Linked DNA regions of Homo sapiens: all the other regions are linked to region 2. Evidence: chromatin contacts called from ENCODE Hi-C or POLR2A ChIA-PET data. All regions are on one chromosome and are shown on one strand. The core of a region is the stretch at or near the end of the contact, and the rest is flanking DNA. Distances in the headings are between cores, read along the strand shown. Region 1 holds the start of TAT-AS1 (TAT antisense RNA 1). Region 2 holds the start of KARS1 (lysyl-tRNA synthetase 1). Region 3 overlaps ZNF19 (zinc finger protein 19). Region 4 holds the start of DYNLRB2 (dynein light chain roadblock-type 2).

The links. Hi-C counts contacts between places; a loop is a spot of excess contacts on that map. ChIA-PET counts read pairs that join two places held with the same protein, here RNA polymerase II (POLR2A). Pooled maps may share reads with other maps.
Region 1: a loop to region 2 is called in a pooled map, with 8 times the contacts of the local background. The contact joins the promoter of TAT-AS1 here to the promoter of KARS1 in region 2. A Hi-C loop is called at or near these places in 5 of 50 pooled maps. POLR2A ChIA-PET finds 5 or more read pairs at or near these places in 3 of 52 experiments (CD4-positive, alpha-beta T cell, RWPE1 and activated T-cell).
Region 3: a loop to region 2 is called in a map of B cell, with 29 times the contacts of the local background. The contact joins the enhancer-like site here to the promoter of KARS1 in region 2. A Hi-C loop is called at or near these places in 2 of 168 maps with a recorded cell type or tissue (B cell and naive thymus-derived CD4-positive, alpha-beta T cell) and 5 of 50 pooled maps.
Region 4: a loop to region 2 is called in a pooled map, with 9 times the contacts of the local background. The contact joins the promoter of DYNLRB2 here to the promoter of KARS1 in region 2. A Hi-C loop is called at or near these places in 4 of 50 pooled maps.

What each region holds. Positions count from the first base shown.
Region 1 is chr16:71,563,129-71,566,303 of GRCh38, reverse strand. TAT-AS1 (TAT antisense RNA 1) reads right to left here and starts at 1,288. Exons shown (of 3, transcript NR_103852.1): 1 at 1,182-1,288; 2 at 103-253. It overlaps TAT (tyrosine aminotransferase), which reads left to right. Exons shown (of 12, transcript NM_000353.3): 12 at 1-644. It overlaps LOC124903710 (a long non-coding RNA gene), which reads left to right and starts at 1,364. Exons shown (of 2, transcript XR_007065106.1): 1 at 1,364-1,411; 2 at 1,480-2,651. It also overlaps the pseudogene RNU6-1061P. RefSeq lists an enhancer at 337-868.
Region 2 is chr16:75,645,730-75,649,000 of GRCh38, reverse strand. It overlaps KARS1 (lysyl-tRNA synthetase 1), which reads left to right and starts at 1,336. Exons shown (of 14, transcript NM_005548.3): 1 at 1,336-1,423. The coding sequence starts at 1,362. It overlaps TERF2IP (TERF2 interacting protein), which reads right to left and starts at 1,228. Exons shown (of 3, transcript NM_018975.4): 1 at 449-1,228. The coding sequence starts at 1,118. RefSeq lists enhancers at 1-306, 104-373, 307-1,264, 1,304-1,483 and a silencer at 684-803.
Region 3 is chr16:71,482,446-71,485,913 of GRCh38, reverse strand. It overlaps ZNF19 (zinc finger protein 19), which reads left to right. Exons shown (of 6, transcript NM_006961.4): 2 at 1,166-1,325. Among named protein-coding and RNA genes, the nearest start is that of ZNF19, 5.1 kb to the left of the region's middle. RefSeq lists a silencer at 1,290-1,569 and an enhancer at 1,137-2,046. Within about 2 kb of position 1,758, at least 41 of the 41 ENCODE cell types and tissues checked have a DNase peak (open chromatin) inside an H3K27ac peak, as active enhancers do; they include B cell, where a contact is called at or near this core.
Region 4 is chr16:80,539,584-80,542,814 of GRCh38, reverse strand. DYNLRB2 (dynein light chain roadblock-type 2) reads right to left here and starts at 1,822. Exons shown (of 4, transcript NM_130897.3): 1 at 1,736-1,822. The coding sequence starts at 1,738. All of the region lies in intron 1 of DYNLRB2-AS1 (DYNLRB2 antisense RNA 1), which reads left to right. RefSeq lists an enhancer at 1,682-1,771.

The sequences.
Region 1 (3,175 bases), core at 39-2,538, 4.1 Mb after region 2:
GGTCTCAACCCTGCCAGTCACACCCAATTAATGTCCTTCACAAAAATAAACAGCATATGTTCCCTTTCAATTTGAGTTCAGTGAGCTCACAGCAAAATTTACCTTTTAATTTTCTTCAGCAAATCCAAGACGAATATACAAAGGATGAGATTAGATAAAGATTTCAGTTTCCCGTATGCCACCGCTGCCGCCAATTTTCCAAAAAAGCCTGGCTCCTCTTTTCCTGTTCCTCCATCCAAGCCCCCAAAGATCTCTAACCAGAAATAAACAGGAAGACTCAGTGATTTACAAAAGACATTTTAGTTTTACACGTACAGAAAATTCTACCCAGCATTACAGAATTCTTAGACTTCTTAAATTCCTGATTTTCCTTGGTATTTACATTTTGATAAGGGAGCCAATGGTTCTTCAAACATTTGAAAAGAACACATACACACTGGACAATTTCAAACGATACAAACAAACGCAACTGTCCTTCTTTCTCATTCCTGTCCTTCAGCCACCCAGTTTCTTCTCCCCTGAGGGAATCAGTTATCATTTGCTGGTCATACTTCCAGATTATACTGTGCCTATGTAAGTGTGTGTGTGTGTGTGTGTGTGTGCACTTTTCATTTTTTCAAATAAAGTATTACTCAACTTTGTAATTCTGCGCGCTCTGGAGGTCAAAGGAGGGATGGCATTGCTGGGGTGTCCCCCACATCCTGAGTGTCTCTAGATAAAAAGGAGCTACCGGGCGGCGGCTGCTTTCCACACAAGCTTAAAATTGCCAAGAGTCAACTGCCAGTTGCTTTGGGTGGTGGCGTCAGAGTGTCTTCAGATAACACGAAGAATGCGTGTAAAGATCGGAGACGGCCGGGCGCGGTGGCTCACGCCTGTAATCCCGGCACTTTGGGAGGCCGAGGCGGGCGGATCACGAGGTCAGAAGTTTGAGACCATCTTGACCAACTTGGTGAAACCTCGGCTCTACTAAAAATACAAAAATTAGCCAAGCGTGGTGACGCGCGCCTGTAATCCTAGCTACTTAGAAGGCTGAGGCAGGAGAATCGCTTGAACACCGGAGGCAGAGCTTGCAGTGAGCCGAGATGGCGCCACTGCACTCCAGCCTGGGTGACAGAGCGAGACTCCATCTCAAAAAAAAAAAAAAAAGGACCGGAAACAAGGGCTCTCAGCTGCGAATTCACCTTTTCTTTGTGTCCGAGCCCCGCCTACCGGGTAACTGGAGAGTATCAGGACTGGGTGCTACCAAGCGCCTCACAGCAGCCCCCAGCCGACACCAACATCCCAACCCTGGGCGACCCGCGGCTGCGCAGGCGCGGATGCATGTTTAGGGGGCTGCGCTAGTCAGTGCGCATGCGCCGTCGCTAGGCAACAGGACACAGCTCCGGGCGCCGGCGTAGAATCTGAGCTGCAGGTGAGGGTTAGTTCCTTTATTCGGCCTCTGCGTTCTCTTAGGATGTTACATTTTGTTTCCTTTTTCAGCCTGTCTACCCTGGTCACACCCTGCTTCGAGTTTCTCTTCCTCCTTTGCCCCCGGTTTGGGCTCTGACTGGTGGAATTGTTCCAGGAAGTTGACAAAACATCCTAGGCTTTTGTAATCACCTGTTAACCTTTCCCAGCTCTGGATCAGAAGCAGCAACTTCCATGAGTTGTGACGCAGAGCAGACAATTCTATTAGCTGGTGTTAGTTTCCAATGGTATAGCCCCTTGGAACTTTTCTCCAAAGAATCGTGGCCCTCACCGTCCGCAGTGCCTGACATTAGGATCTCTACTCAGCCAGAAAAATAAATCCACCCCCGTGCCTTTGTCAAAGACAAAGCAGGACAGTAAAGCGGTTGAGACAGGTTTTAACCAGTAATATACTAATGGAATAAGGAGGAGTCCAGCACGAACTGAACTCAACTTTGATTTGTACAAATGTTACTCAGACTTTAAAGGAAAAATGGGGAAATAGGGAAGGGGAGAGGAATGAGGGGGCGCTCAGAAGAGTGAGGGAAGTGAAAGATTACAAAAAGTGCGAAGTAGGGGTTAGTCCATGTGAAACCCATCTGGGTTTGTTAAAGGGTGTTTCTGGAAGTTAGGCTTTTATCCTCCTACAGATGCTGGGAGATAGGAGCCATATCTTAAGGTGTTGGCTGGAACAGTAAATTCCTTTGGCAGCCTGAGTTTTTTTAGGCAGGCCCTTTAAAGCGGGGCTGGAGTCATCCTAGAGATGCTACCTTGAACTGTTAGAGACTGTGTTAGAGTTTTGTTCAAGTCTGTTGAGGCCTAGTCCACAAATGGCTCAGAGGAACCTGGCTAGAGTTTGGTCAAGGAGAGAATTTTTGTTACTCCGCATATTCTGCACATTATTCTGTGTGAGGTGTTGTATTTTACGTACCCTGAAGTTTGAATTATTGCATATATGTTGGAAAAGAACTGAATTCTCAGTACATATTATTTATATCCTTATTTATTTTAAACAATTTAGGTTTATTTACAAACAAGTTTCATATAATGTTATAGAACCTGCAAATACAGATGCTCTCTATAGGCCAAATTGTTTCACAGCACCTTCCAAAGAGGCAGTCAGTCATTTGCTAAGGTTAAGGTTGAAGCTGTATAGGAGGTGATGCCCAATTCCTCAAAGAAAACAATAAACAGAAGAACTAGCACATGTGTGTCTTAATTTTTGTGTGTTTCAAATGTAGAAAAGAATTATTGGTCTTTAACTCATTTGATAGCCTAAATTTAATGTATTTTTACGTTATACCATATTTAAAAAGTAAAGCTGTGGGAGTGTTCCCTTTGGCAGTGCATATTCTAAAATTGGAACAATACAGAGAAGATTAGCATGGTACTAGCAAACCAAATTCAACAGTATGTTACAAGGATTATACACCATGATCAAGTGGGATTTATTACTGAGATGCAACATATAAAAATCAATCAATATAATATGCCACATTAACAGAATGAAGGACAAAAACCACATGATCATCTCAACTGATGTAGAAAAGTTAGTTGACAAGATTTGACACCTTTTCACGATAGAAACACTCAACAAACTAGAAACAGAAGGAACCTACCTCAAGATAATAATAAGGACCATCTATGAATAGCTTGTATCGGCCAGGCAAGGTGGCTCACGCCTGTAATCCTAACACTTTGGGAGGCCGAGGTGGGTGGATCACCTGAG
Region 2 (3,271 bases), core at 87-2,586:
AGTTCCAGCTACTTGGGAGGCTGAAGCCGGAGATTCGCTTGAGCCCAGGAGGTCCAGGATGCAGTAGGTCGTGATCGCGCGGCTGCATCACAGCCTGGGCGACGGAGCGAGCCCCCACTCAAAAATTAAAAAATAAAAACGACGAGAGGCCAGACGTGGTGGCTCACTCCTGTAATCCCAACACTTTGGGTGGCCGAGGCAGGAGGATCGCTTGAGCTCAGGAGTTCAGACCAGCTTAGGTAACAGAGACCCATCGCAAAAAAAGAACAATAATAAACAACAAGGGAGCGAGAAGGCAAGAAAATGGTGCAAATTTACCCGGATGTCAACAGGGGGCGGGGCCAAGCGCTGCTACCGAAGATGCCAAGATGGACGCCAGGCAGCCAGGAGAAAGATCCCAACCCCACCCGCGCAGATATCCGCGAGGCCCCGCGCTCAGCCTCCTCACCCCCGCTATCCGCGGCCTCCGGGTCCTCCTCCGCCTTCCGCTTGAGCTTCTGGGAGGAGGGGCTCACCGGCGCGTCCCCCAGCAGGTACTTATGCTCCTGGCCCCGCAGGTGCTTGAGGTAGCGGTCCTTCAGGGACTGCCACGAGTGCTGCGTGAGCGAGCTCTTCTCCATCGCTTTCCACAAGGCGTTACCGGTGACGGAGCTGGGCGAGCGGGCATTTTCCTTCACGTAGGTAAGGATGGCTACGTCGTCCGCATCCGTGAAGGCGATCCGCCCGGCGTGCCGCTGCGGCTCCGGCTCCGCGGCGCCCTCGGCCAGGGCCCCGGGCTTTGCTTCCGAGCCGGTGTCCGCCGCCGAGGCGGGGCCCAGCCGATAGGCCTCCAGCTCCAGCCTCTCGTTGCGCTCCACGCAGTCCAGGATGTACTGCGTGGAGATGAAATCACCCGAGGCCTCGGCCAGCGCCTCCCCGGGCTGGGCCAGCAGCACGGCCCCGGGCTCCTGCACTCGGCACACGGTGCCGCCGCCGTGCAGGATGAGCGTCGACAGCCGACGCTTGGCCGGGCTGGGCCGCACGTAGAAGGACATGGAGCTGCCGTCGTCCCTCACGAACAGAGTCGAGGAATGGGTGGGCCCGTTGGGGTCTTTGCCCAAATCCATCGCCTCCGCCATGTCTGACGCCGAGCACTACTAGAAGAGCTACCCCCTCGCGAGCGCCTGGCACACAGAGCTCAACTGACTGAGCTGTCACCGCAGACGCCTCTGCCGCGAAGCGCAGCACTGGGCCTGCGCAGCAGCAGCCGCGGCGCATCGAGAGTGCCCGCCCCCTCTCCCCCGGAAGAGGTGGGGCTTCGCACCTTGACCTGGAAATTAACGTACTATCCTCCTTACTTTTGGGTCGGGCCCTCCGGGAAGATGGCGGCCGTGCAGGCGGCCGAGGTGAAAGTGGATGGCAGCGAGCCGAAACTGAGCAAGAAGTGAGTGTCGCTGCGAGTCTTTAAAGCCTTTGCGGTAGGAGAGTCTGGGCTGGGAAGCGCCGCGAGGTTCCCACCAAGGCTGCTGTGCCGGGGCCTTCTTGCCGGCTCTCGTGGGTACGCACATGCTGAGACGTGGTGGCTGCGCCCTGCAGACCACGTACCCCGGGATACCCCGGGCACGCCGGCTCCCCGTTCCCAGCTGGCACCGGCGGGATGCTCCCTATCATACTCCTAGAGTTAAGAGACTGTGGAGGAGGAACTAGGACGAGAACTAAGAGTTATCAGAAAAGAAAAGCGAAACTTCCTGCTTAGCTTCATCCTCCTTTCTGAGAAATGCATTCTTTTGTTGAGCCACTCAGTAAACGTGGAAGTTGGAGAAATGTTAAATACCCTAGCTTTTCAGAAAGACCTTCAAAATTTTCTGGGCCTCACTAAGGTCATTCTGAACGTTATGTATTAAAAGGGATCAGTTCTAAAACTGTCATGCATCTACCCGTATGGGTTATTCAGTAGATACCTGTGAGTATTAAGTGATCAACGTCTAACAGTAGAGACCATCTTAATTCAGCCTGATATCTTTGTTAACCACTCCCAAATCCCTGGAGTATGTAGGTTAACATAGATAAGTCAGGATTAGCCACCCTTTAACTGGCTGTCTTATATTCTCATTAGCGTTCCCCATTTGAACCACAGAACACAGGTAATTGAGTGTTTTATCATTGCTAGGAAGATGGTACATAGTACCATTCCAGAGGCATACGAGAGGGCTTAATCCCCGTGGCGCGCACTTGTTATCCCAGCTACTCGGGAGACTGAGGCAGGAGAATCGCTTTAACCCAGGAGGCGGAGGTTGCAGTGTGCTGAAGTCGTGCCACTGCACTCCAGCCTGGGAGACTTGAGGTAGTGGTCCTTCAGGGACTGCCAGAAGTGCTGCGTGAGCGAGCCCTTCTCCATCGCTTTCCCCAAGGAGTTACTGAGACGGAGCCAGACCCTGAATGAAAAAGAAAAGAGAAATGATGTTTCTTTTTTTTTTTTTTTAAGATGGAGTCTCGCTCTGTCGCCAGGCTGGAGTGCAGTGGCGCGATCTCAGCTCACTGCAACCTTCGCTGCCAGGGTTCAAGCGATTCTCCTGCCTCAGCCTCCCGAGTAGCTGGGATTACAGGCGTGTGCCACCATGGCTGGCCAATTTTTGTATTTTTAGTAGAGACAGGGTTTCACCATGTTGGGCAGGATGGTCTCAATCTCGTTACCTTGTGATCCGCCCACCTTGGCCTCCCAAAGTGCTGGGATGACAGGCGTGAGCCTGAGCCACCACCCCTGGCCTGATGTTTCCTTTTGTGTCCCTGGCTTTGTGCTTCAAATATCTTAGAAAAAGTATAAGAGAAATTGTCGAAGTTTATAGTTGGGTAGGACCTTAATATATTGTCCTTTATTAGAGCAATCCGATGGACTTCCATAAAAGTTTGGAACCTGGTCTTTGGACTGCTACCTTAGAGAAAATTGACTTGACTTTATTAAGTCAAATTTAATTGAATGTGGTATATCTGTGATATACGATCCTAAAGTTTAGTTCATTCTTTCAAACCACCTATGATAATCAATTACATTGAATTGAACTTTAGGACTGTATATCACAGGTGAAAGCACGGTTTCCAGTTCAGAGTGTGTTTTTAGGTAAACGGAAAAAACTGGTTAATTCCTCTTTACTGACTTTTTTTTTTTTTTTTTTTTTTTGGAGGCAGAGTCGTTGTTGCCCCGGCTGGATTGCAGCGGTGCGATTTCAGCCCACGGCAACTTGCAACTCCCGGGTTCAAGCAATTCTGGTGCTTCAGCCTCCCAAGTACCTGG
Region 3 (3,468 bases), core at 509-3,008, 4.2 Mb after region 2:
AGAGGGAAAATGGAGAGTGACTGCTGATGGTTATGAGGTTCCTTTGGGGAGATGAAAATGTCCTGAAACTGATTGTGGTGATGTTTGCGCAAGTCTCTGAACACACTAAAACCTATTTAATTTTATACTCTGCATTGATGAATTGTATGGTGTGTGAATTAAATGTTAATAAGGCAGGTGTGTGTGTGTGTGTTCAGTATTTTTGAAACTAAATTCTTTCACCTTCTTGCCTGAAACCAGCTCCTCTTCTTCAATTCCTGATCTCAGCTAATGGCACCTTCATCTATCAGGTCATCCAAAATTCATGGCTATTATAGATTGCTCTGGCTGCCTTGTATTCAGTCATTAAAAAAAAAAATGTCCACCGTTTTCACTTCCTAAATAGTTACTTAATATATCCCTCCTTAGACCTGGTCTTTCTTTCTTTTTGTTTTTTTTTGTTTTTTTGGTTTTTTTTTTTTTTGAGATGGAGTTTTGCTTTTGTCGCCCAGGCTGGAGTGCAATGGCACAATCTCGGCTCACTGCAACCTCCACCTCTCGGGTTCAAGCAATTCTCCTGCCTCAGCCTCCCGAGTAGCTGGGATTACAGGTGCCCGCCATTACGCCTGGCTAATTTTTGTATTTTTAGTAGAGACGAGGTTTCACCACGTTGACCAGGCTGGTCTCGAACTCCTGACCTCAGGTGATCTGCCCGCCTTGGCCTCCGAAAGTGCTGGGATTACAGGCGTGAGCCACCGCGCCTGGCCTGCTGACCTGGTCTTTCTTAACGTGTCTGGGTCTTTACCTCTAAGGAGGACAGCTTTTTTGTGCAAAGACCCTTTGGCAGTCTGGTGACACCTTCAAAACCAATGAACATACAATTAAACAGTTTTTTAGAATTTGTGATACAGAAATATAAGTGCAGCTTTACCAACGTGATGAAATGTAATGACAAGACTTGAGGTGGGCCCGATAACAACAAGGACAATTTCAAATTAGTGACGAGAATAGCCATATTCTGAGATCTGCATCAACTGTAATGTGATATGAAAATATCTGTGATTTCTATCGGTGACAGTCACAGATACGGCTGATACTACAGTAGTTTGTTGCCAACATAGAAGAAAATGCTAAATTTCGGTTAGAGATTAGCGAAAACAATGATATACTTTCTTTCCTATTCAAGGTCTCTGAGGATCCCCGGGTGGAAACTCCTCCCGGGAGTAAAACCACACAACCACTGAGAAGACCGCTCCGGCATCCTAGAGAGTACGCGTGTGAGCCTGGGTGCAAGGCCAAAGTAGTGACGCACTTCCGTTCACGCACCGCTTTCTGTTTTTCCTGAGGTGAGTGTTGGGGTTTGTCGCCTAGGAGTCCTTGCTAGGCTCAGGCACTGCACCTCTAGAGAAGGCTGTCGGCTTCGTCCCTGCTGCCTCAGTGGAGGGAGACAGGGCGGCCCCTCCGGGACCGGGGAGCGGAGGCTGCTCGCGGGCCGGTCCCGGTCTCCCTCTGGTGCCTTCGCTCCCCCACGCCTGCATCGGCGCCTTGGGAAATGGAGGCTGTGGATATGGGCGGCTGGATGGAAGGGACGCCTCTGTTCTCGACGCCGCCCAAACCCCATCTGCTCATTGGGCCACAGCTGCTTACTGAGCAGCTATGTGCCAGTTCCTGCTCTAGATTCCGGGGATGCAGCGGTGAATGAGGCGGGGCGTGGGCCCCGCCCCCAGGAAGCTTTCCGCCCAATGGGAAAGTCATGTATTAATCAAATCTGGTTATTTCACTCCACCTGCCCGTGACTTAGTGCACGTAGATCGAAGACCAAGTTCTTGACGTGCACAAAGTGTGGCTTTGTCCCTTGTGACTTCTTCAGCATCATCTAACAGCACACTCTCCTTTGACTGCTACTACAGTGTTCTTGATCCTTCACTACTAGAACATGGCTTTTGCGTATGCTGTTACTTTTGTAAAGATTTCCTTCATACCTTAGTTAATTTATTTTCTTAAGCTTCCCATCCACGTTAGTTTCCCCTGGCAGTGATTTAAATTGTGGACTTAAAAGTTATTTGAGAGAATCTTGATTAATGTGTCTTTCCTTTAGACTAAGCTCTGCGAGGGACAGGATCATGCCCCTTCTCTCTCTACTTCATCTGTTGTGTGTCACACGTGGCCTTGCATGAAATATGTATGAGATAAATATTTGTTGAATGAAGAAAGCACAAATCAATATATAATTTCAAACTGGATTAAGTGGTATATAGGAAAAGGAGTACGGTGCGAGTGGAGTGTTTAACAGAGACACCTGACCTGGTCTGTAGAGCGATCATGATCTGAAGGTGAAGGGTGGATAGATTACTGGAGAGAATGGCGGCTAGATTACTGGAGAGAATGGCAGGCAGAGAATCTCAGTTGTAATGGTTCTGAGATTGGAGAAGAGTAGTTCATACAGAAGAAACAGCAGGTATGAAGGTCCTGAGTTAGCACAGAGGAAACTGAAAGAAGGCCATTGTAGCTAAACTAAGAGAAAAGAGGGTGGCGGCACAAGATGAGGCTCGCAGAAAACAGCATCATGCATTAAGTCCCTGTAGGGAAGATGCTGGCTTTTTATAGAATATTGCTGTTTAACTAGAATACAAAGTGTCTGTAAGAGATGATATAGTTAAAACAATAACCCAGATGTTTTAGTGTGTTGAGTTGGCCCTTCAGGGTCCTTTGGTAATCAGTTTCTGGTTTTCATGGCCCTTGAGTGGGGCAATGAACAAAAAAGATGCCTGCTCCAGGTCCAAGTAAAGGAAGACTTGCTCTGAGATTTTTTTCCTGAGTTTTCTTGGCCATTCTTGTCTATTATTTTATGTTAACCTTAAAATCATTTTGCCAGTTCTAAAAGCATTCCTGTTAGGATTACTATTGGAAAGAATTTAGTGTAGTTATTAAAAGCAGGAGGCGGTGCCTCACGCCTGTAATCCCATCACTTTGGGAGGCCGAGGTGGGTGGATCGCTAGAGGCCAGTAGTTTGAGGACTAGTCTGGGCAATATGATGAAACCCTGTCTCTACTAAAATTACAAAAATGAGCCAGGTGTGGTGGCACATGCCTGTAATCCCAGTTACTTGAGAGGCTGAGGCAGGAGAATTGCTTGAACCTGGGAGGCCGTGGTTACAGTCAGCTGAGATCACGCCATTGCACTCCAGCCCAGGTGACAGTGAGATTCTTGTCTCAACAAACAAACAAACAGACAAAAACATGACCTTTGAAGCCTGGCAGATCTAGTGTGGGATCCGAGTTCATCCATTCACCAGCTGAGTGATCTTGGTAGAAGAAATTATTCTCTTAGCCTTGTCTTCTCATTTGGGAAAAATTAAAGGTTCAAAAGATTGTTGTGAGGACTAAATAAGAGAATATGTATTTTTCATCCAAAAGCATGATACTTGCTATTTTTAACCTTTTATATTCTCAGTCAAATTTATTTTTAAAAATAAAGGTCTGAGATTCT
Region 4 (3,231 bases), core at 573-3,072, 4.9 Mb before region 2:
TTTTCATTAATGTGACCTAATCAGTTCGGATGATTAAATTTAAAGGATAGTCTATAAAAACAAAGTATTCCAGGATTCTAGGATTTTCTTGATAACTATAGCTTGCGTCTCAGTGCAAGCTGAATGTTCAACTATGAGTGATTATTCTGGAATCTATTATTGTGTTTTAAACTCATTCGGAATCTTATGTGTAGAGTGTATTGTATGTTTTCTTCCCCTGTAGAAAACTCAAAGACAAGAACGATCTTTTCCAAACCTGCAAATTTTTCATGACTGAGCAATCACTGGATATTTTGAATTCTGCAAATTCTCTTGATGAGGGTTTGCTATATTCTTTTTTCCTCAGTATTGCACAGGTGAACATTTTGTTACTTCAAGATAGTTTTCCTTTGTACTTGGTATGGGCAGGAGCACTTATTTTCTCTATTTCAGCATCAGAGCCAAGGTTTTCTTGACTTTAGGCATTTGTGTACTAGATTCATGATTCTTGCCATTATGAATGCCATGTATACTATTTATCTAGGTGTTCTTTAAATTATCTCACTGCTAAAAGCTTAAATAAATGCATTTTAAGAGGAAATCGTATGTCACTACCACAAATGGAAACCTGACGTTATTCCTCATAAATAGAAATAACTGTAAAACAAACAAAATGAACAAAATGAAGAGAGAGCCTATCATTAAATTCTACTGCAATGAAAGCTCTGAGCCTGAGGCCTGCTCTTCGGATGAAAAAATGGAAATTTCCAAATGACAGTGGTATTAAGGACCTAATAGCAACAGAAATTTTCTCCTGTATGTAGTCTGAAGGTTGAACAAAATGGAAGAGGAATAACTTTCTCACGATGTGATTCACTCTTATTTAGCATTTCTCGGCCATCTTATGTAGCAACGAATGTTTGCATCTGACTTTGAGAAACACTACACTAAACCGTAAGCGTTGAACAGGGGATCAATAATTCACTGCATTTTGGGCAATCTTTAAGACGATGTCCACAGCTTCTTACAGCCACTGTGTCCTTATTTATCTTTCTCCCTTTACTTATCTCCCAAACTCCTTTCTTTTCTTTCCCTGGCCTTTCCATTTCTCCACCCAGTTGTTTCTCTTCTCATGATTTGTAAGTGCTCCTAGTATAATTTCTTAATCCCCATCTCCAATCCCCGTTTCATTCTTCTCTTAACGCCCTTTGCTTTCCACAGTCTCTACTTTTTTTTTTCTTACCTCTTTTTCTGGGGGGGAGGGGGGCGGGTCTCCCATCACTTCTTTCCTTTTTCTTTATTTCCCTTTCTTCTTTCTCAGTATCTTCCCTTCTCACCCTTCCATTCCCTTGCTTTCCCTGTCCCACCTCTTCCTTCTCTCTAAGGGTCTGATTTTTTTTCCTCTCCATCTCGGCCTCCCGCCCCCTCTTTGGAAACTTTCCTGGCTCCCCGGATTTCTCACTCCCCTGAGCATTCTTCATCCTCTGAATCTCTCTCTTCCCTTTCTCAACATCACCCCTCCTTATGTACCATCCCCGCGAAATCAATTCCCAAAACAGCTTCCAGTCATCTAGACATCTTCTTGCCCCTTTCCAAGGTCTCCCTCTCGCCCCTCCAGGAAGATCCTGGAGCCACCAGCCTCCGCCGCGGCCCCTGGACCGCCCGTGCCTGGGTGGGCCCCAGAAGCTGGGTGCGAAGGTCCTTGACGGTCGGCGTGCTTGGAACGGCGGGGCGTGGACGGAGACCCCAGATTTACCATCGCGGAGGCCGCGAAACTCTGGGCTCAGGCCGGCGGCACAGCCTCCCGGGATGTCAACAACGCTACCCGCCGTTGCTAGGAGACAAAAAAGGAAGTGGCCCCACGGAAGCGTCAGGGCTGCGCCTGCGCGCTCGCGAGTCGGCTTTTTCGCCCTGACCGCGCTCCTGATGCCTCCCGGCCGCCGTAGGCGAAGGTTCGCGGAAGAGGGGAGCAGGCGCTCACCTGAGGTTCGCCCAATCCTGGAGCAGTGGGTCCCGGGAGGGAAGAGGGAAGTGGGTCAGGCTCCCGGCCTGTGTTTGTCCATTCATTCATTCATTGAGGCACGAATTAATGTGATAACCACTTATTCGTTCAAAAACTGCTGATTCACCACCCACCAGGTGCCAGGGAGACGGACAAAATGCACCAAACAAAATGCACGAAACAGTACCGGAAGCAGTAATGTCCACGTGTGATACTTGCCCTGGAGCAAGTAAGGAGGGGACAGGACCATCTGACTTCGGGGTTGGGCTGCTCTAGGGGTTTGGTGATAGTCTTAGCTGCCTGTGACCGTCCATTAGTACTGCCCTGTTCAGGGCAGATACTGTTCGCTCGCCTCCCAGTAGTTTTTATATTGAAGAAAAATATATCAGAGCATCAAATAGTACAACCTTATGTACTTAAAAAAATTACTTTCTATCTGTCTACTCTAAGATCAGTAGAGTAAGCACAGTTGCACATTTTATGTTCTCACCTAGTTATAGCACCCTCTTCCTGTTCTCAACTCCATTGAAGAGTTGCTACTTGTCAGTATTTCTGTTAGTTGTCAGTATCCATTAGGATCTGTATTTTTGCCATTTTAAAAATCAACAGTTCTGAGTTACTAAAAAATTGCAAATGGTAGTTCCGGAGGTTCTATACGTTGCCATAGAAGAGCATTCCATTGGGTGTTTAAGGAACTGTTGGAGGAAACACGTTAAAGATCAGTTAGGAATGATCAGAAGTCACTTGACCTTTTGAGGGACATTGATAATATCCTTATAGCCTAGGAGGAAAAGAGCCACTATTGTACGACGAAGCACAGCAGGAAAATTTTATGGCTGGAGTCGTGTTATGACTTCCTGAGGTTAGAGGAGGACAAATATTGATTACAAAATACAAGCTGTAAGTTGGGAATGCATCTTCATAGGGATCATGCCATAACAACTTCCTGTAATACCGATTCTGTTTGTGCATCCATTTCCAGAAAGTAGTCTCACACTGAACAAGGCATACATCGTGCTAGGAATGTCAACTGGATTCTGAATGGTCCATGTTAGGGGTGCTCTGGGACAGTTTTGAACTCATTGGCAGGCTTGGACTCGATGATCCATTTCAACTCCACATCTGTCATTTTATTATATTAACTACAGAAATACTCTGAGAAACTGTAGTTCTGCTCTAATTTTTGTTGAGGTGTGGGTGATTCTGATCACTGTAGTTCTCTCCTTTTTTTCCCTCCAAGAAATCTGTAT